Regions from separate parts of the Homo sapiens genome. Here all the other regions are linked to region 3. A link is an interaction called in ENCODE POLR2A ChIA-PET data of the cell type or tissue named here. Cell type or tissue: CD4-positive, alpha-beta T cell. All regions are shown on one strand. Links, peaks and the distances in the headings refer to the core of each region. The heading gives the core; the rest is flanking DNA.

Evidence for each region. Peaks named below come from ENCODE experiments on the same cell type or tissue, not always from the same donor. Only the 100,000 strongest peaks of a DNase experiment are listed, where the experiment ranks them.
Region 1: POLR2A ChIA-PET joins it to region 3 with 19 read pairs; 12 of 35 experiments call an interaction of 5 or more read pairs at or near these places.
Region 2: POLR2A ChIA-PET joins it to region 3 with 12 read pairs; 5 of 35 experiments call an interaction of 5 or more read pairs at or near these places.

Annotation. Positions count from the first base shown.
Region 1 is chr4:70,754,525-70,763,019 of GRCh38, forward strand. RUFY3 (RUN and FYVE domain containing 3) reads left to right here. Exons shown (of 18, transcript NM_001037442.4): 2 at 7,995-8,168. Among named protein-coding and RNA genes, the nearest start is that of RUFY3, 37 kb to the left of the region's middle. In CD4-positive, alpha-beta T cell, for the core only: no CTCF peak of the experiment used is centred there; no DNase peak of the experiment used is centred there.
Region 2 is chr4:71,006,738-71,015,232 of GRCh38, forward strand. The region is part of intron 2 of DCK (deoxycytidine kinase); the gene reads left to right. Among named protein-coding and RNA genes, the nearest start is that of DCK, 17 kb to the left of the region's middle. In CD4-positive, alpha-beta T cell, for the core only: CTCF peaks have their summits at 3,406 and 3,605; a DNase peak (open chromatin) is centred at 3,444.
Region 3 is chr4:70,702,225-70,710,719 of GRCh38, forward strand. It overlaps the pseudogene RNU6-784P and a transcript of RUFY3 not described here. Among named protein-coding and RNA genes, the nearest start is that of RUFY3, 15 kb to the right of the region's middle. RefSeq lists enhancers at 2,091-2,623, 3,157-3,688 and a silencer at 2,368-3,527. In CD4-positive, alpha-beta T cell, for the core only: a CTCF peak has its summit at 2,391 (motif pointing left); DNase peaks (open chromatin) are centred at 2,417, 3,077 and 3,487; H3K4me3 peaks cover 2,677 bases; H3K27ac peaks cover 2,275 bases.

The sequences.
Region 1 (8,495 bases), core at 2,805-6,804, 53 kb after region 3:
ATAATTTTTTTTTTTTTTTGTAAATGAGGATAGAATAAAAGTTCATGATTGTCTCATACAAATAAGTGTCATCAGGCTAACTAAATGGTGTTTTATTACAAGGTCTTTTTCAGTACTTTCACTTCTTTCTTTCACAATTAAGGACTCATTTTCTGTCCAGTTTTATACGCTAAGGTCTTTTTAGTACTTTCACTTCTTTCTTTCACAATCAAGGACTCATTTTCTGTCCAGTTTTATACTCTAAGAACAATTATTGCAAAAGTTCAAAATAGATTTATTTAAAATTATTGTTCTTCAGTCATTCCCAACATAGAGTAAGCTTTTCTTTCTATATGTTTCTGTTAGTTTGTTGTTTTTAATCTCATATTAAAGCTTTTTTTTTTTTCTTTTTTTCTTGAGACGGGGGTATCACTCTATCTCCCAGGCTGGAATGCAGTGGTGTGATCTTGGCTCACTGCAACCTCCGCTTCCCGGGTTGAAGCGATTCTCCTGCCTCAGTCTCCCTAGTAGCTGGGATTACAGGCGCCTGCCACCATGCCCAGCTAATTTTTGTATTTTTAGTAAAGACGAGGTTTCACTGTGTTGGCTAGGCTGGTCTCAAACTTTTGACCTCAGATGATCCTCCCTGAGCCACCGCGTGAGCCACCAGCGTGAGCCACTGCGCCCAGCCAAAAGCTTTTACACATCTTTGAAAAGTCTTCTGTGTGATAACCATTTTGTTTCTTATATAAGATAAAAGCTTTAATCTGTTAGATAATAAGAAAATTCTGAAGAATAACTATGATTGTGCTACATATTAATATCAATTATTCTCTGCCAAGAATTGCATATAACATACTTAATACTAATATTAAATATATCTTTCTTTTCCTTCAATTATTTAGAAAACATTTCAAGATTTTGCTGTATGAACATTAGTCATTGCATTATAAGAAGATAAAATGGCACCTTGGTGACATGATTTGTTTTCAGAACAATATGACTCACTGTCACTGTTAGCTATATGACTTCAGATCACTTTTATCATCACTATTAACTAAATGAGCTACATGACTCTGTAAAGTTTATTAAAATACCCTTATATGGAAATTAGCAGTCTTGAAGAGATACAGTGAAGAATCACATGCTTTTTGAAAGAACATTGAGGTCGGGTACGGTGGCTCATGCCTGTAATCCCAGCACTTTGGGACACTGAGGCGGGCGGATCACGAGGTCAGGAGATCAAGACCATCCTGGCTAACACAGTGAAACTCCGTATCTACTAAAAATACAAAAAGTTAGCCGGGCGTGGCAGCAGGTGCCTGTAGTCCCAGCTACTCAGGAGGCTGAGGCAGGAGAATGGCGTGAACCTGGGAGGCGGAACTTGCAGTGAGCTGAGATCACGCCTCTGCACTCCATCCCGGGTGACAGAGCGAGATTCTGTCTCGAAAAAAAAAAAAAGGAAAAAAAGAACATTGATTTGAGAACCAGTCAACATAATGTATTATTTTAACTATAGTCACTTCCACATGATTTCTTTAGTCCAGTGCTCTTGCTGTATTCCCCACCAATGTGATCTGCACCATCGTCCATCTAATCGCCAAAACTACAAATAGGGAAGTTACTCTCCATTCTCCTTGACTATGTCCAGATAGTCAAGCTATGAAATGCTAACGTTCTACCCCAGAATGTCTCTCCATGCTGACTCCCTCTTCTCCATACAGCCCCACTGCTCTAGTTCTACCCTTTATTATTTATTTTCCTCTGCCATTGCAGTAGACCCTTACTTGCCCCTCAGCTTTGAGTTCATGCACCCTTCCAATCATCTTCCAAAAGGATGCAAGAATGGCTTCTCTAAAATTCAAATTTGTGACATCACATCCCACGTTAAAGTCTTCACTGACTTTAAGGTGAAATCTGTACTCCTTAAACAAGGTCCTTAGCAGTCTGCCCTTGTCTCTTTCTCTTGTCTCATCTCTAATACTTAAACCCCTGGCATTTTTTCAGTGTTGTTTTTCTTCTGTGTATGTTATGTTCTTCCATACTTCTGTACCTTTACCTAAGCTATTCCTTCCATCCTGTTCCCTTCACATCTCTACTGCTACCCCTTCCTTACGTGACTCCTTTCTTTTTATCCTTTAAGATTGAACTCAAAAGTCTCATCCTCTGAGGATTTATAGAAACACACGGGGCCCCTAAAATTGAAGGAAAAATAGGGAGCCAGGTCAGATACCTTTCTCCTATGCATATTCCCCTGGTATCCTGTATATACCATTGTTGGAGTTCTTACTGCAGTGTAGTTGCAGTACTTCTCAGTCTTCTCCACAGAAGTGCACCCAATGTCAGAGGAAATTGTATTATGCTTACAGCCTGCCTGAAACCCTAAATTAATGACATCAATTATCTTAGTTTTAAGAAATGTAGAAAACTAACATTTCCATAGAATAGGTTTATGTCATTTAACAAAAAAAAAATTTTTTTAATTAGCTGGGCATGGCGACCCATGCCTGTAATCTCATTACTTTGGGAGGCTGAGGTGAGAGGATCACTTGATCTTAGGAGTTTGGGACCAGCTGGGCAACATAGGGAGACCCTGTCTCTACAAAAAATAAAAAAAAAATTAGCCGGGCATGGTTGCACACACCTGTTTATTATCCCAGGTACTCAGGAGGCTGAGATGGGAGAATCACTTGAGCCTGGGAGATTGGGACTACAGTGAGTTGTGATCGTGCCACTGCACTCCAGCCTGGGTGATAGAGCAAGATCCTGCCTCAAAAATCAAAACAAAACAAATGGAACATTTAAAATTATTTGTTCTGGGCCGGGCGCGGTGGTTCATGCCTGTAATCCCAGCACTTTGGGAGGCCGAGGCAGGTGGATCACCTGAGGTCAGGAGTTTGAGACCAGCCTGACCAATATGGTGAGACCCTGTCTCTACTAAAAATACAAAACTAGCCGCACGTGGTGGCACATGCCTGTAATCCCAGATACTTGGGAGGCTGAGACAGGAAAATCACTTGAACCCAGGAAGACGAGGTTGCAGTGAGCCAAGATCGCGCCATTGCACTCCAGCCTGGGCAACAAGAGTGAAACTCCATCTGAAAAATTAAAAAATTAAAATAAAATAAAATATTTGTCCTGGAATAAAATTGATCTTTGTTAAATATGATTATGTTTATCCTGAAATTTCAGGTGTTTGCTGTACACTGCCCTATTTGTTCTCTATAAGTTTGTATTAACCAACTGCGATAAATAGTAAGCACTTTGATGGCAGGGACTAAGTCTATTATTACCTCTGTATTTCTAGCATTAAAACAATATCTAACACATAGTAGATGTTCAATATGTATTGAAAAAAATAATTGCATGAAAGTTCTCTATTGGAATGATAGTGTTAAATGCCAGTGTTGTGAACATTTTAAAATTTTAAATCATTTTTCTCATAGGAAAAGCTTGACTGATGATATCATGAAAGTCATGCATGTTTTAAAATGGCTTTCTGGCTTATACAATATAACAGAATCTTTTTTTACTTTATATAGTTAAAAGTACAAAATACACAGAAAAGAATCCTATATTATAAGTATTCAGCTCAGTACAATGTTACACACACAACATGCTTGCATAATAAACACCCATACCAACAAACAGAAATTCACCTGCCCTCAGAAGCCCCTCCATACTCTGTCAGGTCATTGCAGCCCTTTTTAACAGGATAGGTTAGTTTTGCAAAATCATTTTACACTTGAATAGTATTTAAGACAAGTAATGTTGAATAGAAAATATTCTGTGACAAATCAGGTTAATGATTTAATATTCATTATTAGCAGCCAACATTATTTGTAGGCCAGGTGTAGTGGCTTATACCTTTAATCCCAGCACTTCGGGAGGCCAACATGGGAGGATGGCTTGAGGCCAGGAGTTCAAGACCAGTTTGAGCAACATAGCAAGACTAAATAGCCATACTTTTGTATACTATTCAGCACAAAAATGTTAATAATAAGAATTAAATAATACTCATTTTAGCTTTTGTGTTCATTTACAATGAGCAATATATTCTTTTTAAAATTTTTGATGTGTAATAATTATACATATTTAGGGATACAGACTGACATTTTGGCTCATGTATACAATGTAATGATCAAATCAGGGTAATTAGCATATCTCTTGCCTCAAACACTTATTTATTAATTTTGGGAATATTCAAAATCCTCTCTTCTAGCTATTTGAAAATATAAAAAAAAAAAAATTATTGCCAGGCGTGGTGGCTCACACCTGTAATCCCAGCACTTGTGGGAGGCCGAGGCAGGTAGATCACGAGGTCAGGAGATCAAGACCATCCTGGTTAACACAGTGGAACCCCATCTCTACTAAAAATACAAAAAATTAGCCCAGCGTGGTGTGGGTGCCTGTAGTCCCAGCTACTCGGGAGGCCGAGGCAGGAGAATGACATGAACCCGGGAGGCGGAGCTTGCAGTGAGCCGAGATCGTGCCACTGCACTCCAGCCTGGGCGACAGCAAGACTCTGTCTCAAAAAAAAAAAAGAAAATTATTGACTATAGTCACCATACAATGCTACAGAACACTAGAACTTACTCATCTTATCTAGTTGTAGCTTTGCATCTGTTAACCAACCTCTCCCTATCTTCCCCTCCTCCATACTCTTTTCATTTTCTAATAATCACAATTCTACTCTCTACTTCTATGAGCTCAACTTTTTTAGCTTCCACATATGAGTGAGAACATGTGGTATTTATCTTTCTGTCCCAGACTTATTTCACTTAACATAATGTCCTTTAGGCTCATCCATGTTGCCATGAATCATAGGATTTCATTCTTTTTATGGCTGAATTTGTGTGTGTGTGTGTATGTGTGTGTGTGTGTGTGTGTGTGTGTGTATACCACATTTCTTTATTCATGTTGATGACACTTAGGTTGATTTCATATCTTGGTTATTGTGAATAGTGCTGAATTAAACATGGGAATGCAGCTATCTCTTTGTTATATCGATTTCCTTTCCTTTGGATAAATATCTGGTAGTGGGATTGCTGAATCATATGGTAGTTCTACTTTTAGTTTTTTGAGGAACCTCCGTACAGTTTTCCATAAAGGCTATACTAATTGACATTCCCACCAACAGTGTATAAGAATTCCCTTTTTTCTGCATCCACACCAGCATTTTTTATTTTTTGTCTTGTTAGTAATAGCCATTCTGAGTGAATTGTTACTTTTAAGCTCTTATCTCTAACAATCAAATTACTATAACAGATTTTTGTTTCACTTTCATTTGTTTAGATTAGTAGTTCTCAATGTGGAAGGACCTGATTTAATCTCCCAAAGAATATTTGGCAGTGTCTGGAGACATTTTTGGTTGTCTTAACCCACCAAAAACAGTTGTCAGTGCTACTGACATCTAGTGTTACCCACTACTGGGTTGCTGTGAAAATTAGTTTTCAGAACAGAGCCCCATAAAAATGAATTATCTAGCTTAAAATGTCAACAGTGCCAAGGTTGAGAGTAGTGTTTTTTAAAGAATGGGTAGGTTGTTTATGTTTGATGGAAGTTAGTTTAAATAGATTGTAGCACCTTACTAATGGAGTCCATGATATCAGAAATTTAATTCCCATAGACGCTAGTTAACCTGTCTGTAGTTCATGCACTCCAGACCTCAGCCAGATGTCTTAAACATTTCTGCTGCAGATTATAAGAAGAACAAGATGAGAAAATGTAGATGGGTTGGTATAAATCTATCACTACTTCTGGAAAAATGTCTCAATATGATATTTTTTACTTAACCCAAGTCTATCTCTCACCACATGACTAGTTCTCACTACGTTGGAATCAGCTTGTAAACTTTGACTAGCAGCATTGTTTAATCTTGTTATAAGTTCCTGAATTAATGGTCTACAGGCTTGAGGCAGAGTGAATGCCTCAAAGTTATGGGCAGGCAGTTATCTAGTACCAACCATAGTCTCCTGCCATCTATTGGGAGGTGTCAGGTGGGAAGGCTAGTAGCCCTCTACACATATTCATACCCACACCCCAGCTCTATTTTTTTTTTTTGAGTAATTATAGGAGGTCAGAAACACTAGAATGTACATACATGCTGGTAATAAATGGAAATTAATATCTGATAGTTTTCTTCATGGCTGTCTTTCAGGGCATAGTTTTCCATGTATTTTGCTGTCCTCTTGTGAGAATACTACCCTTGACAAGTTGATCTACATTTAAGCTATGGCCACATTTAAACTATGGCCCTAAAACATTTGTTGTTATGCAAGAAAGAATTAATGGTGATATATACCAATTCTGACTCTCACATAAAGTGTTTCTCCAAAAGTAACCTCAGACAACATAACAACAAACCAAGATTTATATAGTTGGAATTGCAAATCCGTAAGTCCTTAAACTTAATGAGAAGATTAATTTGGAATTTGACCATTTGACTCTGCTCATTTAACTTTGAAAGCAGATATAAATAAAAACCTTGTATGAAGAAAATTGCTTGGGATAATTTGCATTAAACAGTCTGTTTTTTGCTAAGTGGCTTATTTGTATTATGGAAGCATAGCCTTATTAGTATTTTTAGTCTTCCTAAGAAGAAATGGAATACATCATAGAGCTCTAGGCCTTCTTTAGTTTTCAGTACAAATTTGGTATATTTGGTGTTTGGGAGGATATACATGGCATAAGGTAAAGAGAGCATTAGCTTTCACGTCAGATCCAGGTCCAGATTCTGCCACTTATAAACTGTTACACCTTGGACCACCTAGCTATTATGGGCCTGCTTTAGCACCGGAAAGAAGGGAGAATACCTAAATATGATGAGAGAATAAGTAGGTAAAATAATCATGTAAAAGAATGGTCAGGAGGAGTCTGGCCTCTGGCTCTGTCATTTATTATTGTCTGTGCCCATGGGCCGGCTGCAACTATTTGATTGACCTAAAATGGGATGGTGACTTGCCCGAGGTCATACAGTGAGTCAGGGCAGAGCAGCTGAAGCTTTACTCTCTAAGTCTCATTTTCCTTCCCTGTAAAATTGTTGTATTGGTGACTGTCTCACAGCATGTTGTAAGGAGAGATGGAGATCATAATTGTAAGAGGTAGCCCACAGTGCTGGCACAGTGTAAGCACCAATAAATGAAGGTAATGAGTACAATAAAATGTGTCACTTAGCCCCTTTCCCCAAATAGTTTATCCATCTGGTTGATGAGAGCCATACACTGTATGCTAAGACTTAAAAATGTGGGAGTTGATTAAGTTCTAGTACTGCATTATACTAATAATGCTAGTGCATAGTTTAAAGAATAATAAAATACCATAATGCAAAGTTTGTTTAAGCCCTTTACCCTTTTTTTCCTACATTGGGGCTTTATTTTTAGAGCACTTCACAAATTATGCAGAGAAAAGAGGGGTAGGCAAGAATGGAAGCAGAGAGAGCAGTGTGAAGGTAGTACAGTAGGGAGTTATGACAGATGCTTAGGTTAGGGTGATAGCAGAGGTGGTGGTGAGACTATTAAAAGACTACTCAGCCAGGCATGGTGGCTCACGCGTATTATCCCAACACTCTGGGAGGTCGAAGTGGGAATATCGCTTCAGCTCAAGAGCTCAAGACCAGCCTGGGCAACAAAGTGAGACCATGTCTCTACAGAAAATACAAAAATTAGCCAGTGTGATGGCGTGCGCCTATAGTTCCAGCTACTTGGGAGGCAGAGACAGAAGGGTTACTTGAGCCCAGAAGGTTGAGGCTACAGTGAGCTATGATCATGCCACTGCATTCCAGTTTGGGCAACAGAGCAAGACCCTGTCTCAAAGAAAAAAAGAAAGAAAAGACTACTCAAGGCTTGAGATTTGATAAAATAGTTCATTTTACTGCTTCATTGAGGATATTCTTAAAGGAAACTGGCATTTTTTTTCACAGTGAGTACATGGTGGAGAAGAATACAACTAATACTGAATTTTAAAATGTGCTATTTCTAGTAACCAGCCTTCATCTTCTTCCCCTTTGGCTGCAGATCCTAATTATCTCATGGCTAATGAACGCATGAACCTCATGAACATGGCCAAGCTGAGTATCAAGGGCTTGATTGAATCAGCTCTGAACCTGGGGAGGACTCTTGACTCTGACTATGCACCTCTCCAGCAATTCTTTGTGGTGATGGAGCACTGTCTGAAACATGGCTTGAAAGGTAGGCCATCACCCCAAAATGCAAATATGCATGCAGCTGTTTTCTAGCAATGCATACTATAGAAGAAAGCATTCTTTGTGGAGCCAAAGAATAAGAGGCTTGAATTAATAATATTAATCCATTGGAATGCAGTCTTTTATAGGAGCAGGGTTATGGTTGACTCAATGGACTTATAGGGCTTTAAAAATACAGATCATTAAATGTTACAGTTGGAGGGGCCATTATAAGTAATCAAGTACAGTACAGTAGTTCTGTTTGACAGGTGGAAATAGGCCTGCCCAGAATGAGACATGACTTGGTCAAGGTCACACATTGAGTTGTGGCAGA
Region 2 (8,495 bases), core at 1,862-5,861, 300 kb after region 3:
ATTGAGACTGTAGTGAGCCATGCTCATGCCACTGTACTCTAGCCTGAGTGACAGCAAGACCCTGTCTAAAAGAAAAAAAGAAATTGAAAGCAGTAAGGCAGAAACCTTAAAAATGGAAATGTATGCTAACAACTTACTTTGATCTGAGGAGTACAGAAAATTGAAAAAAAAGTATCTAAAAAAATTTAGCTGTTGGTATAAGGAATTCTGGGAATAATAATTGAATATTTAAAATGTAAATCACATATGCAAAGAGGAATCACTAGCAAGATATTCCATGGACTTTGAGAATATATGGTTTTGAATAACCAAAAATACTTTTTCATACACCTTCTATTTGCCAGGCATAGCTAACTTTAGACCTAGGGCCTAATTCAGTACACCCCAATCCTTAGGATATCCAGGACTAAATCTTAAAGGGGCTTTCTTCCCATATAGACCTCATTATCTTAAGAAATTGATGTTTTATATCTGATTTTTGGGGAAAGGCAAGGTTAGTCTACAGTAGAATTTTAAAGTGGGTAAATTTGTTTATTTGATTCTTTTTAAAAACATTTTTGACATGATATATCTGTAGAAAAGTAGGTAAAAGCTAATGTACAGTTTGAAGAACAGTTTTAAAGTTGACATCTTTATAACCATTATCCAGGTCAAGAAATACGACATCATCATTCCAGAAATCCCTGTTCGCCTTCTCCAATCACTATATCTTCTTTCCTACGTTACTACTCCGCTAGGGGTAATTACTCCCATTCTTTTGTGATAATAATTTTCCTGCTTCCTAAAAATTGTTTGAGCATACATGAACATACCTCTAAGTATAATTTAGTTTTGTCTATTTTTGAATGTTATATAAGTGGAATTACATTGTTTGCCTTTTTTCCTCTCGCTTCTTTTACTTAATACATTTATGAAATTTGTCCATATTATATGCAGCTGTAGCTTATTTTCAGCTATATAGTATTGAATTTTGTTTTTTAAAAATATTCTTTTTTTTGAGACAGGATTTCACTCTGTTGCCCAGGTAAAGTGCAGTGGCGCAGCCATGGTTCACTGCAGCCTCAACCTCCCTTGGCTCAGGTGATCCTCTCTCCTCAGCCTCCTGAGTATCTAGGACCATAGGCCACCACGCCTGTGTGCCACCAGGCTTGGCTAATTTTTGTATTTTTTATAGAGACGGGGTTTTGCCATGTTACCCAGGCTGGTTTCAAACTCCTGGGCTCAAGCGATCTGCCCATCTCAGCCTCCCAGAGTGTTGGGATTACAGGCTTGAGCCACTATGTGGGGCCTATAGTATTTAATTTTATTCGTCTATCACTGTTTGTCCATTTTATACCTTTAATTGATTTTTGAGTGATTTCCAATTTAGTTGCTTATGTAAACAGCATTGCTGTGAACATAAATTCACCCGCATACATGCAAAAGTTTCTGTAGGAATAAGAAGTAAAATTACTGGGAATGCTTATGATGCCTGTTTTCCAAACTGGCTTTCCAATTTTCTCTCCCCCCAGTGTAATCAAGCTCTCATTAATCTATGTCTTTGCCAGCATTTAGTAGTGTCTGGCTTTCTCATTTTTGTCATTCTGCTGAGTGTTTACTATTTTTTTGTTTAATTTGTATTTCCCCGCTGGCTAATGAGGCTGTGTTCCTTTTCATATGTTTATTAGTCATTTTGATTTTTGCAAAGTGCCCACTTGGGTCCTTTTGCCCATTTTCCTCTGAGCCATCTGTCTTCTCTCACTGCATTTTTAATGTAGCTTTTCGCTGAAGTACCTACTCAAGTTTGCTTAGCTTTTGAAGGAGAGACTGGAGTTCTAAAAGCAACTCTTTTTCCTTTTATTTCTGGGGTCAGCTGTCAGTGCAGTTATCCTCAGGTAGTAGACAGAAACTAACCAGATTAAACCAATGTTGGAAAATAGAGGGTATTCTTAAACAGGGTATTGGACTAGGTGACCTCCATTTAAGGTCCGTTGACATATTTGTCATTTGACTCTCAGCATGCCTCACATTAACCAAGGGCACAGAAACTGACATATAAAACCAAAATGCCAAAAATTTTAATTTGCAGAAAGAAATGTAATCATTAAGGTAATTGAATTTAGATCAGTTTATTCTTTATTTGGTTCGTAATTCTCAACCAGTGGAAGGAAGTCATAAGAATGTCTGAGAGCTAAACAGTTTGAACACATGGAGATAGAGTGTGGAAAAATAGATAACAATAACTGGGAAGGGTAGGAGGAGGGGAAGATGAAGAGGAGTGAGTTAAAGTGTACAGATATACAGGAAGCTTGAAGAAATAATTCAGTGTTTTATAGCAAGGTAGAATGGAAAAATACATTGTACTCAGGTGATGGACACCCTGAATGATTCGATTACTGCATATTATATACATGTACAAAATTTCTCATGTATTCCATAATTTGTACACACAAGAAAGAATCTCAAGGATTCGGGTGCTTTTTAAAATAACAATCCCTTGGAGGTTCAAATATGTGGGATGCCTCATAGTTAAAAGTCATCACCCTAGTGAATCACTGTTAACTGTTGGGAGTATACTGAACTCTTTAGTTAGGTTGCAGAGAAGTTGAAAAACATTGCTTTCGTATATAAGACAAGACAATTTATAATAAGGTTGTCTGTTGAGCTTGGAATCAGAGCCCAGAGGGATTAGTTAAATCATGTTAATCAGACTGTGTCATCAGACTGTGATGCATTAATACATTTGTCTTCATTTTAAGACTTAATGGCTTTCTGAATCTGATATCCATGTTTATGGGATGGGACATTTTCTTTCCATATACTTGATTCAGAATGCCAAACTGGCCATTCTTTATAACTAGCATGCAGGTGATCCTATTATTATTAACATATTCTTTTATCAGGCCGTTTATTGTAATCTGGTCATGTCTTCATGATGTTACAATTTGATTACCTTTGTTAGAGTTTGGTGCACATTCTTGGAAGGTAGCTTCAGCTTTTTTGTGTGTATTGGGGACTGCTCCGTTGTTAATTCTCTGTACTTCTGTACAGAGGGGGTAGTATTTTTGAGATATAGTTGTGGAATATGAGGATGGTTGGGTGGGTGGCTTCCCTGTATCTTTGGATATTTTCTTCCACTAAACTCAAGAAGTGAGATTTTATTTCTTCATCCAGTAGTCCTTCTTCCCCAGACTCATCCTTGATCTATTCCTTGAGGTTATAGTATGAATCACCCACTATTCAAATGTCAATTTTTCTTAGAATGCTGTTAGTGATGAGAAGTGACTGTTTTCAGACCTAACCTTGGCAAGGTCAGTCCTACTTTGATGTTCTTGTTTCATCACACTTCTTGGCATTTGTAGATTTGGAAGAATTGGGCCTTTGGTACCTCTGATCTCTTCGTTTAGCAACTTACTGTGCACCCATATGCTTAGCTTTTGCTGTTTTAGCTTTTTTTTTTTTTTTTTAACCTGCCACCTAGTGGCCGAAATGTTGCTATACTATTGATAAGGTACTCCTAATTTTGGCAAAATAGTAAGAGGCAAAGCACCAAAGATTATGTTCTCTCCCTTCTCCAAATCTCTCTTGGTGAGAATGATCTTTAAAACATACCACTCAGATTATTAGCAATCTTGGTATGGAACGTTTTTAAAAATAATAATAATGTACTTTATGTGGTGATTTATGTTATTATTTAGGCCCAAAGTTTTGATTTAATTGTTTCCTTTTAGCTTATTTTTGAGATATGCAGTCTGTTAGGAAGCTGTCTCTGTCTTGTTTTTTCATTGAGCTGAATTCTTTTGGAGGATCACTATTATTGTGAAGTACTATTTTACTTTTAATTAAAAAAATTAAGATATTTTTATTTTTAATTTACAGATAAAAATTATATTTAATTTTATATTATATTTATATATAAATCATATGTAATGTAAATTATATACATAAGTTATATATAATATAAAAATTATATACATAATATAAATTATATATAATATAAAAATTATATTTATGGTATGCAACATGATGTTTTAAAATATGTCTACATTGTGGAATGGTTAAACCAAGCTAATTAACATACGCATTACCCGTACTATTTTACTTTTATCCAATACTTCTTACCACTAATAAGCCACTGAAAAACTAGTAATTGTGATAAAGAAGGTGTAAACCATACTTATTTATGACAGAACAGCATATTTTTTACTTTTAATAAGTCATTCTTTTTTTTTTTTTTTGAGACGGAGTCTCGTTCTGTCGCTCAGGCTGAAGTGCAGTGGTGTGATGTTGGCTCACTGCAACCTCTGCCTCCCAGGTTCAAGCGATTTTCCTGCCTTAGCCTTCCAAGTAGCTGGAGCTGGGATTACAGGCATGTGCCACCACGCCTGGCTAATTTTTGTAATTTTAGTAGAGATGGGGTTTCACCATGTTGGCCAGGCTGGTCTTGAACTCCTGACCTCAAGTGATCCACCCATCTCAGCCTCCCAAAGGGCTGGGATTACAGGTGTGAGGTCTCTTTTTTTTTTTTTTTTTTTTTTTTAAGACGGAGTCTTGCTCTGTCCCTTAGTAAGTCATTCTTGAAAATTAGTTAAGAATGCTTGATAAAGCACTTCCACTTGTACCTTTTGAATAGATGTGATAACTTTTGTTGGCTTGTATTTTTTTGAGTCTTGCTTTATTGCCCAGGCTGGAGTGCAATGGTGAACCTCAGCCCACTGCAGCCTCCGCCTCCTGGGCTCAAGTGATCCTCCCACCTCAGCCTCCTCAGTAGCTGGGACTACAGGCCCACACCAACATGCCCGGCTAATTTTTGTATTTTTTATAGCGATAGGATTTTGCCAATGTTGTCTGGATTTGTCTCAAACTCCTGGGATCAAGCAATCCGCCTGCCTCGGCCTCCCAAAGTGCTAGAATTAGGCATATGAGTCACCATGCCTGGCCTGTTGGCTATTTTATAATTATCTTGTTTGGTAGACTCTGATCTTTTACAGTTGAACTTAATTCAACTCTTTTGCAATGTTTACAAAGATTAGACCTAGAATTAAAAGATAAATGATTTTATAGCTGACCTTGATATTTCTATTTTTCACTTACCTTGACAATAATCTGTACTTCCTATAACAATGAAGTATTCTTTCATAAAGTGAAAATGGACATATATTATAGAGAACAGAATAAATGTTATTCATAATCCTACCACTCTGTATGTATCTTTTACATAGTTGAATTAATAATGTAATATATTAAATTTTGGTGGAGGTGATATGTAATTTAAAAAATATTATAAAGTAATACCTGTTTACTGTTTGAAGTTAAGGAAATATTAGAAATTATCAAAAGAGGGGACTAAAACTTACCTATAACCTTATTATCCAGAGATAACCATAGATCTTACTTGAAAGAACAGTATACAGTTTTGTATTTTGTTTCTTCCCCACCCCCCACAATATTTATATGTCAAGAGTCTGAGATCCAACTGCAAGGCGGCAGTGAGGCTGGGGGAGGGGCGCCCACCATTGCTGAGGCTTGGGTAGGTAAACAAAGTGGGCTGGAAGCTGGAACTGGGTGGAGCCCACCGCTGCTCAAGGAGGCCTGCCTGCCTCTGTAGACTCCACCTCTGGGGGCAGGGCATAGCTGAACAAAAGGCAGTAGAAACCTCTACGGACTTAAATGTCCCTGTCTGACAGCTTTGAAGAGAGTAGTGGTTCTCTCAGCACGGAGTTTGAGATCTGAGAACGGACAGACTGCCTCTGCAAGTGGGTCCCTGACCCCCGAATAGCCTAACTGAGAGGCACCCCCCAGTAGGGGGAGACTGACACCTCATACGGCTGGGTACCCCTCTGAGACGAAGCTTCCAGAGGAACGATCAGGCAGCAACAATTGCTGTTCAGCAGTATTCGCTGTTCTGCAGCCTCCGCTGCTGATACCCAGGCAAACAGGGTCTGGAGTGGACCTCCAGCAAACTCCAACAGACCAGCAGCTGAGGGTCCTGGCTGTTAGAAGGAAAACTAACAAACAGAAAGGACATCCACACCAAAACCCCATCTGTACGTCACCATCATCAAAGACCAAAGGTAGATAAAACCACAAAGATAGGGAAAAACAGAGCAGAAAAGCTGAAAATTCTAAAAATCAGAGCGCCTCTCACCTCCAAAGGAACACAGCTCCTCGCCAGCAACGGAACAAAGCTGGACGGAGAATGACTTTGACGAATTGAGAGAAGAAGGCTTCAGATAATCAAACTTCTCCGAGCTAAAGGAGGAAGTTCGAACCCATGGCAAAGAAGCTAAAAACCTTGAAAAAAGACGAATGGCTAACTAGAATAACCAGTGTAGAGAAGTCCTTAAGTGACCTGATGGAGCTGAAAACCATGGCACGAGAACTACATGACGAATGCACAAGCTTCAGTAGCCGATTCAATCAACTGGAAGAAAGGGTATCAGTGATTGAAGATCAAATGAATGAAATGAAGTGAGAAGAGAAGTTTAGAGAAAAAAGAGTAAAAAGAAATGAACAAAACCTCCAAGAAATATGGGACTATGTGAAAAGACCAAATCTGCGTCTGATTGGTGTACCTGAAAGTGATGGGGAGAATGGAACCAAGTTGGAAAACACACTTCAGGATATTATCCAGGAGAACTTCCCCAATCTAGCAAGGCAGGCCAACATTCAAATTCAGGAAATACAGAGAACACCACAAAGATACTCCTCGAGAAGAGCAACTCCAAGACACATAATTGTCAGATTCACCAAAGTTGAAATGAAGGGAAAAATGTTAATGGCAGCCAGAGAGAAAGGTCGGGTTACCCACAAAGGGAAGCCCATCAGACTAACAGTGGATCTCGCGGCAGAAACGCTACAAGCCAGGAGAGAGTGGGGGCCAATATTCAACATTCTTAAAGAAACGAATTTGCAACCCAGAATATCATATCCAGCCAAACTAAACTTCATAAGTGAAGGAGAAATAAAATCCTTTACAGACAAGCAAATGCTGAGAGATTTTATCACCACCAGGCCTGCCCTACAAGAGCTCCGGAAGGAAGCACTAAACATAGAAAGGAACAAGCGGTACCAGCCACTGCAAAAACATGCCAAATTGTAAAGACCATCGAGGCTAGGAGGAAACTGCATCAACTAATGAGCAAAATAACCAGCTAACATCATAATGACAGGATCAAATTCACACATAACAATATTAACCTTAAATGTAAATGGGCTAAATACTCCAATTGAAAGACACAGACTGGAAAATTGGATAATTGGATAAAGACTCAAGACCCATCAGTGTGCTGTATTCAGGAGACCCATCTCATGTGCAGAGACATACATAGGCTCAAAATAAAGGGATGTATGAAGATCTACCAAGCAAATGGAAAACAAAAAAAAGGCAGGTGTTGTAATCCTAGTCTCTGATAAAACAGTCTTTAAACCAACAAAGATCAAAAGAGACAAAGAAGGCCATTACATAATGGTAAAGGGATCAATACAACAACAAGAGCTAACTATCCTAAATATATATGCACCCAATACAGGAGCACCCAGATTCATAAAGCAAGTCCTTAGAGACCTACAAAGAGACTTAGACTCCCACACAATAATAATGGGAGACTTTAACACCCCACTGTCGACATTAGACAGATGAACGAGACAGAAAGTTAACAAGGATATCCAGGAATTGAGCTCAGCTCTGTACCAAGCGGACCTAAAAGACATCTACAGAACTCTCCACCCCAAATCAACAGAATATACATTCTTCTCAGCACCACATCGCACTTATTCCAAAATTGACCACATAGTTGGAAGTAAAGCACTCTTCAGAAAATGTAAAAGAACAGAAATTATAAAAAACTGTCTCTCAGACCACAGTGCAATCGAACCTAGAACTCAGGATTAAGAAACTTACTCAAAACCGCTCAACTACATGGAAGCTGAATAACCTGCTCCTGAATGACTACTGGGTACATAACGAAATGAAGGCAGAAATAAAGATGTTCTTTGAAACCAATGAGAACAAAGACACAACATACCAGAATCTCTGGGACACATTTAAAGCAGTGTGTAGAGGGAAATTTATAGCACTAAATGCCCACAAGATAAAGCAGGAGAGATCTAAAATTGACACCCTAACATCACAATTAAAAGAACTAGAGAAGCAAGAGTAAACACATTCCAAAGCTAGCAGAAGGCAAGAAATAACTAAGATCAGAGCAGAACGGAAGGAAATAGAGACACAAAAAACCCTTCAAAAAATCAATGAATCCAGGAGCTGGTTTTTTGAAAAGATCAACAAAATTGATAGACCGCTAGCAAGACTAATAAAGAAGAAAACAGAGAAGAATCAAATAGACTCAATAAAAAATGACAAAGGGAGTATCACCACTGATCCCACAGAAATACAAACTACCATCACAGAATACTATAAACACCTCTACAAACACCTCTACGCAAATAAACTAGAAAATCTAGAAGAAATGGATAAATTCCTGGACACATACACTGTCACAAGACTAAACCAG
Region 3 (8,495 bases), core at 1,647-5,646:
AAAACCATATAATACATCTCAATCAGTTTTTCTTTTTTTAAAATTATACTTTAAGTTCTGGGATACATGTGCAGAACGTGCAGGTTTGTTACATGGGTATACATGTGCCATGGTGGTTTGCTGCACTCATTAACCCATCAGCTACATTAGGTATTTCTTCTAATGCTTCCCCTCCCCTTACCCCCACTACCCCACAGGCCCCGGTGTGTGATGTTCCCCTCCCTGTGTCCATGTGTTCTCACTGTTCAACTCCCACTTAAGAGTGAGAACATGCGGTGTTTGCTTTTCTGTTCCTGTGTTAGTTTGCTGAGAATGATGGCTTCCAGCTTCATCCATGTCCCTGCAAAAGACCTGAACTCACTCTTTTTTATGGCTGCATAATTCCATAGCGTATATGTGCCACATTTTCTTTATCCAGTCTATCATTGATAGGCATTTGGGTTGGTTCCAAGTCTTTGCTATTGTAAATAGTGCTGCAATAAACATACGTGTGCATGTGTCTTTATAGTAGAATGATTTATAGTCCTTTGGGTATATACCCAGTTAATGAGATTGCTGGGTCAAATGCTTTCAGTTTTTCTTATGAAGGTATCATGCAGTTAGCAATTCCTAAAAGACAAATATGTCTTCCTGTTGAGATTCTCACCAGCACCAAGAGTTAAGGCCCAAACCACCTTCAAAATGCTAAGGATATAATGAAAAGGCTTTTTTTCCCCAACTCAGTATGTTTTTATTATTGTAAGTTAAATGTTATTTTGCCAAAATGATAAAATATCCCTAATAATAATTATTTTTTAATATGGAACACTTCACAAATTTGCAGGTCATTCTCGTGCAGGGAAATGTTAATCTTTTCTGTATCGTTCCAATTTTAGTTTATGTGCTGCTGAAGTGAGTACTACTAATAATTATTGATTTATGTATTTATTTGAGATGAAGTTTTGCTCTTATTGCCCAAGCTAAAGTGCAGTGGTGCTATCTCGGCTCACTGCAACCTCTGCCTTCTGGTTTCAAGCGATTCTCCTGCCTCAGTCTCCCAAGTAGCTGGGATTACAGGCACTCGCCACCACGCCCAGCTAATTTTTTTGTATTTTAAGTAGAGACGGGGTTTCCCCTTTTTGGTCAGGCTGGTCTCGAACTGCTGACCTCGTGATCCACCCGCCTCGGCCTCCCAAAGTGCTGGGATTACAGGCGTGAGCCACCGCACCTGGCCGTAATAATTATTATTTACCCCAATGTTAAGTTGTATTTTAAACGCTTTATTTCTATTTCTTATTTAGCCCTCACAGTATCTATGAATAACATAATCATTTTACAGAGCTGGACAAATAACTTACTCAAATAGGTAGTAGGACTGGGATCAACAGGTCAGGGAAATGCCAGAAACCGAAAAGCTAAGAAATTTTCTAAGACTGAAGCTATCCTGTAAACATTTCCCTTTTGAATGCTTCTTGTTAAAAGACTCAGTGAAAAGTAGTATTGTAAGTCTCATGGTAATTGCGAGTAGTAATTTCAAAAGTGATTTACAGAGAATAACAACAGTAATAAAAATGTTTACTTTTCCTTTCAAAGAAGTACAACTTCCTCTACACAGGGAAGGGCTGAACAGAGAAGAGGAAAAAGCAGGTGGGCAAAATGTTACACAACAGTGATTTTTAATTATGAGTCAACATGGCTTCTATGCCAGCATTAAACACAAGGCTAATCAGCTAGGAATCCAGGATAAAGAACCATGAGAGTAACTGGAAATTGTCTTTATTGCCGAAAGAAATGTTTACTTAAGGGAATTACTGGATCAGTAATCATTGATTCGAATTCTCAAAGCAACGGTGGCTAATTACTAGCGAGACACGGGCACTGTGAAAGAGAAAACTGTCGACCTGTAATTGACATTTGTCGTATAAATTCTAAGCTGTTTGATTTAAAATGCACTCATGCGCACCCGCGGCACTAGAAAACCAGGGAATTAAAGTCAAAGCAAATACAGGATTTCAGTACAGCGCACAAGACGGGAACAAAAGAGGTGGTGGAAGGAAGACACCCACCTTTGGTTTCTCACATAAAGAGCTCAATACTCCAAACAGTGAATCAACGGTTGAAGTTGCAGTGTGTGAAAGGCAAATGGTACAGTTTAATACCCGGGGGCAGGGAGGTGCTTTTTTAAAATTAGCTTTCGCCTCTTCTTCAACCCAGATCTTTGTGCCTTCGTGCTACCGATAAAGTTGGCGGTTACACGACAAAACGCCGCCAGGTATTTCGCCAGGTCTTCCACTTTTCAAGCACTAGACACACCTGACCGCCTTACAGGGCCCAGCGGGGGCGGGTAAGGAAGAGGCCCAGGGCCCGAGGGTCGGGAGGCAGTCAGCCCAGCCGGAGGGAAGCGGAAGGTGGGGAGTGGGAAGAGGAGGACGCTGCCCCCTAGGGGAGCCGAGTCACAGGCTGGGGGCCGGGGCGGGAGGGGCTGGAGGAGGCGGCCGGTAGCGAGGCCGCGCCGTCGGGCGGGGCGGTCCCTCCAGCTGGCTTGGACCCTGGCGGGGCGGGCTGTGGGCCGAGCGGCGGAGCCCAGGCGCCAGCCCGTGGCCGAGAAGAAAGGTGGCGGTGGCGGCGGCGGCGCAGCGGACGGGACGGGGCGGCGGCTCCTCGCCCTGACCCTCTGCTCCCCCGCCCAGGCCCGGGCGCGAATCGGAGGCTGCGGCGAAGGAAGGAGTGAGCATGGCTGAGACCCCGCCGCCGCCCACCGCTGGTGCCGAAAGTTGCAGCGAGGAGCCGGCGAGGGGCGGGGAGTGGCGGCCGGAGGAGCCGCGCCGCGCTCCCGCCGGGGGCACGGACCGAGAGGGCGAGGCGGGGCCGCCGCCGGCCTCCCCCGCCGGGCAGTCGGAGCCCGACTCGCCGGTGGCCGCCCCCTTCTTCCTGCTGTACCCCGGCGATGGAGGCGCCGGCTTCGGAGTGCGCCCGCCGCCGCAGCAGCAGCGCTCCTGGAGGACCCCGCCGTCCCCCGGCTCACCGCTGCCCTTCCTGCTGCTGAGCTACCCGAGCGGCGGCGGCGGCAGCAGCGGCAGCGGCAAGCACCGTGAGTGGCGGAGGGGCATGGGGACGCCCGCGGGGAAGGGAGCATTCGGCTGGGGAGGGCCGGCCCGGCCCCCGCGGAGCTCCGCCTCCCGCGGGGTGACCCGAGCCGGGTGGCCGGGAGGCGGGGGCTTTAGGGGCTACCCTCGGGAAGCTGTTCTCCCGAGGCGCCCGGTGAGGAGGCAGCGGGACGACCGCGGTTCGGGCGCCGGATTCTACCTCCGCGTCTCCCCAGGCCGCGGCTCCTGCCTGGCCTGGTCTCTCTCCCGTCTTGGGCTGGGCGCTGGTCTTCGCCGGCCTCCCACGTGCTTGGGCGGGGGCGAGAAGCGGCCTGCCTGCCCCCCTCCACCCGGGGCGCCCTGGCCCTGTCCCGGGTCCCGGGCTGGGAACCTTCCCCGAAGGAGTCTAAGAGGGGGCGGCGCCCGGAGACCCCGTGGCCCCTCTGACCCGCCTTTTTCGGGCTCCCGGCGCCGCGGCAGCTGAGTAGGTGTGGCTGCTGCGCCGCCGCCGCCGCCAGTGCGGCCTTAGTAATACTAGTAACTAATTTTTTACGAGCGTTCCTTCCATGCCGGTAAATATGACAGATCCGTCCCCCGGATTGGAAAGAGAAATCGGAGCGGTGCATGAGAAGACAAGAAGGGAATGTGTGGCTTTGGAAGGCTACCTCCCAGGGTTATATCGGTTGTCGGGAAGAGGCCTCCACTTTTAAAGCCACTGGCACACGCGAGCGCTCTGAATGCAGCTGACCCACACTCCGTGCTGTATTTTTTATTAGTGAACTGTTTACTGTGCTGGCAAACGAGTAGGGCCCTAGAGTCGTCAATGAATATAAGGACTCTTAGAGGAATGTTAAATCTGATTTTCAAATACAAGCTCTTACAGTATGAAAATGTGGCTGACGATACAAGGCATGCTGTAAGCGCCAAATACTTTGCTGTATGAGTTCTGGAAAGGGAGACAGAAACTTGCCTGAAGCGATGAGGGAAGGACCTTTCCCACCATACACCCTATATTTTTAAAGCACAAGTACAAATCTTTTAGCTGCTCTGCCCTGCCAAGAAACCCTGACTCACCTTTTCTGCCCCGATCCATCTCCTAGGAAAAGATAATATTTATTGATTATTTCCTATGTGCATGTGTTGTGATAATCATGGTTAATAAGTTTGTGTGCGCCAAACTGAATGCCACTTTTTCAGATGCGGAAGCTCGATTTATCCCAAGTAACAGCTTAAGAGAAGGAATGCAGTTGACCCAGATTGCTTTTCTGCTAAACCCATGCTCTTTAAATCTAACAAGAGATCCAAAACTGTGATGGTGGGTGACAGGTTAACAGGAAGGGTCTATGTGATTCAGCTGGAGGTTGCCCAGTGTTCACACCTCCTTATTACTTACTGAGTAATAAGTCAGTGGGCAGACACTGACCATTGACTGTCTTAGTGAAGCCATAGTTTGTGTGTTGGAGTGGTCTGCACTAATGTGCAGATGGATTGTCAGCTCATGGCAGAAGTGAGTCTTCCTATACAGAGGAGGCAAAGATAAGAATCTTCTCAAGGAGACTTTGCTTTTGTTTTCTGAGGAATCCTTCTACTTTGTACTTTAAACACCGCCTCTTTTTTTGTTTGCACCAAAAATGTTTTCTTTCTGTGTAATCTACATATTAAGCATGCTACTATAGAAAGAAGACTGTCATTTCTCTGTAACAGTTATGGTACAAGGTTTGATGTAGAGGAACTTTTCAACTATTGAACAGTATCAATTGTGGGAATTACCTGAATTTCAGTTGACTGGACTCCCTCATTGTTAAAGGTTATCTTTATGTTATTAATTATTGTAGAAAATAACAGTATTTTGTTACTCTTATCAGTTAATACTGTTGCTTAAGCATGATCAAGATCGGGACTAGAGGACTTAAAGCTAAAGTTTCATGAGCGTGATCTCAGTCTCTACCTTAGGATACTAGCAAATGTATGGTGTTTTTTTGTTTTTGAGACGGAGTCTCGCTCTGTCGCCCAGGCTGGAGTGCAGTGGCATGACCTCTGCTCACTGCAACCTCCGCCTCCCGATTTCAAACGATTCTCCTGCCTCAGCCTCCTGAGTAGCTGGGATTACAGGCACCTACCATTTTTAGTATTTTTAGTAGAGACGAGGTTTCACCATGTTGGCCAGGCTGTTATCGAACTCCTGACCTCAAATGATCCACTTACCTCAGCCTCCCAAAGTGCTGGGATTACAGGGGTGAGCCGCCGTGCCCAGGCGGTATGGTGTTTTTTGTTACCACGTAAGTTCTAATATTTCCTCATGGTCTTTATTTTTGAAATAGTTTATTGATGTGTATGTGTTCAGAAAAGTTACTGGGAATATATACGTGTCCCACTTCCTCTGCTTTTAAAGATTAGTCACTGAGAACATTTCATATTAGCAAAAAAAAAAAAATCACTATTACATGTTTTATTTAAATATAAAATTGATTCAAAATAGTTTTTTGTTTTGGACTGAGTTTTTGTTTTTACCTGTTACATTTATATGTGCTTTAGAACGTAAGCATACTTACAGAAAGGAACACTCTAGATATGAATAAAAAGTTCCTTGTTACCCTGCAGAGTCAATGGAATATTGCTTTCTGTAATGTATCTGGATATCAGAACTTTGATTCTCTTGACTACTCATTTAAGAAATTAGAGACCAGGCCAGGTGCTGGTGGCTCACACCTGTAATCCCAGCCCTTTGGGAGACTAAGGTGAAGGATCACTTGAGTCCAGAAGTTCAGGGCTGCAGTAAGCTGTGACTGCACCATTGCACTCCTGCCTGAGCAACAGAACGAAACCCTGTTTTTAAAAAAATAAAAATAAAATACATGAACACTTGAGACCAAACAGTTTTTGTTTTTTTATTTTGTGTTTTTGAGACAGTCTCACTCTGTGCTCAGGCTAGAGTGCAGCAGTACAATCTGGGCTGACTGCAACCTCTTCCTTCCAGGTTCAAGAGATTCTCCTGCCTCAGCCTCCCAAGTAGTTGGGATTACAGGTGCGCACCACCACCCCAGCTATTTTTTTTTTTGTATTTTAGTAGAGACCATGTTGGCCAGGCTGCTCTCGAACTAGACTCAAGTGATCCACCCTCCTCGGCCTCACAAGTGATGGGATTACAGGTGTAAGCCACCACACCTGGCCCCAAACAGTTTTTAAAAGACTTCTTAATTACGAGAATGGTACATGGACTCAACCTCAATGCCTAGTGAATATTACGATGACTGGCATCTGCCTCTTTAGCAACCCAATTTTTAACTCTCAGTAATGTATTTGCTAAAAGTATATAAAATATTATAGCTTTGAAAGACTGTGTATTAAGGTGGTATTATCTTTTTATTTTAGAAATCTTGAGTGTACTTAGAGGTTTTAAAAATTAAATTTTACATTTGAGTTCAGAAGCTCTGTTTTTAAATAACAGTGCTGAAGAATAGCAAAAATGTGTGAGACTGGAACGGTGGCTCAAGCCTGCAATCCCAGCACTTTGGGAGGCCTAGGCAGGAGTATCACTTGAGCCCAGGAATTGGAGACCAGCCTGTACATAAGCAGACTCTGTCTCTACAAAAAAAAAATTTTTTAAATTAAAAATAAGTTAGCTGGGTATGGTGGCACATGCCTCTGGTGCCAACTACTCAGGAGTCTGAGGTGGGAGGATGGCATGAGTCTGGGAAGTTGAGGATGCAGTGAGTCGTGATCACACCACTGTATTCCAGTCATGGTAATAGAGCGAGATGCTGTTTCAAAAAAAAGTTTGTAAATAGAAGGTAGCCTAAACTTTTCAGGGTTTGTCACATGAATTGTTTTGTTCCAAAATCTTGCAGGATATAATATCCATGAAATCAATCTGCTTCAATGCAGTGTGAAAGGAGACTTCTGATGTGCCTTGTTGAGGATTATGTCTCTTTCTGAGTCTTTGAGTGCTGGTAATCTGCTAGGTTTTTATACTTCTAACTTTAAATCTCATAAAACTCTCTGCCATGCCTTTTAAAATTTGATTTTATAAATGTACAAGTAATACATGAATCTATGCTCATTGTTTAAATGTTTCATAATACATAAGTACAGTTACAAAGTGAACTTTCCTCTTTGTGGACCTCCAGCACCCTCTCCCCGGTTCCTTATTGGAGGATGCCCACTTTTGAGTTTGGGGAGTTTTCATCCTGAACTTTTTCATGCATTTACAGACATGTATGTTTTTATATTTCGTGGTGGCTTTATCCTCTTGGTGTATGTATGACCTTCCATGCCAGTTTCTCAGCAACTACAATTTGTAAGGAGGATCTGCTTGCAGGCCATGGTGTAATACTTTTAATGCTTTCCTTTTCCATCCTGCCGTTAGAGATCGTCTTGTGAATGGACAGGATAGACAAAAGATGGCTTCCCTTTAGTGTTGGTTGGAAGAGTCACCCTGCTGTTTGCACAGTTAACAGCTTCTATTTAGTTATTCTTTTCTCCTTCCAACTCCCACAACTACGGCAAACATTGTTCAAGGCAATGCTATGCAAATAGCCCACATCCTTGCCCTTGTCTTTTCTCTCCCAGTTAAGGCAGTGTCCAAAAAAGTGTCCCACTCACCAAGTAGCAGCTTTCTGTATTTTTAAGTGCTGTTTTGAGATAGGAGGAAGGCTAGAAGAGGAATAGAAGAAAAAGAATCTTGAAAAGGACTGGCAGCGTTACTATGACTACCCACTACAAAGTTGAGTATACTTAACAGCGAGTGCCATGATTAAGCCCCGGATAGTGCAGAGAATGAGGTACCTAGAAGCCTTTGTCTCTGACAGATGCACTTGAAAAATCCATTGTATGGGGAAGGAGGTTCGAAATATACATGTAAACCCAGGAATTAGTGTTTAAGGGGAGAAAATTTATGCTTGCAGTTTCATTAACATATATACACACACAAGTATACAGATATGTATATATCATATATATTGCATGCATGCATGTATGTATGTGTAGATTGTATATGTGTTTGTGTAAAATATATATATTTTAGTTTTTCCTCTGTGGACATTTCTGTTATTGTCTCTCTTCTTTTTTAATTGTTTAGTAGTACTCTAGAAAACAGTAAAGGTCGGGTGCGGTGGCTCACGCCTGTAATCCCATCACTTTGGGAGGCCAAGGCAGGCGGATCACCTGAGGTCGGGAGTTCGAGACCAACCTGACCAACATGGAGAAACCCTGTCTCTACTAAAAATACAAAATTAGCTGGGCATGGTGACGCACACCTGTGATCCCAGCTACTCAGGAGTTTGAGGCAGGAGAATCACTTGAACCCGGGAGGTAGAGGTTGTGGTGAGCCGAGATTGCGCCATTGTACTCCAGCCTGGGCAACAAGAGTGAAACTCCATCTCAAAAAACAAAAAAAAAGAAAAAGAAAACAGTATACCTGGTCAGGAATTG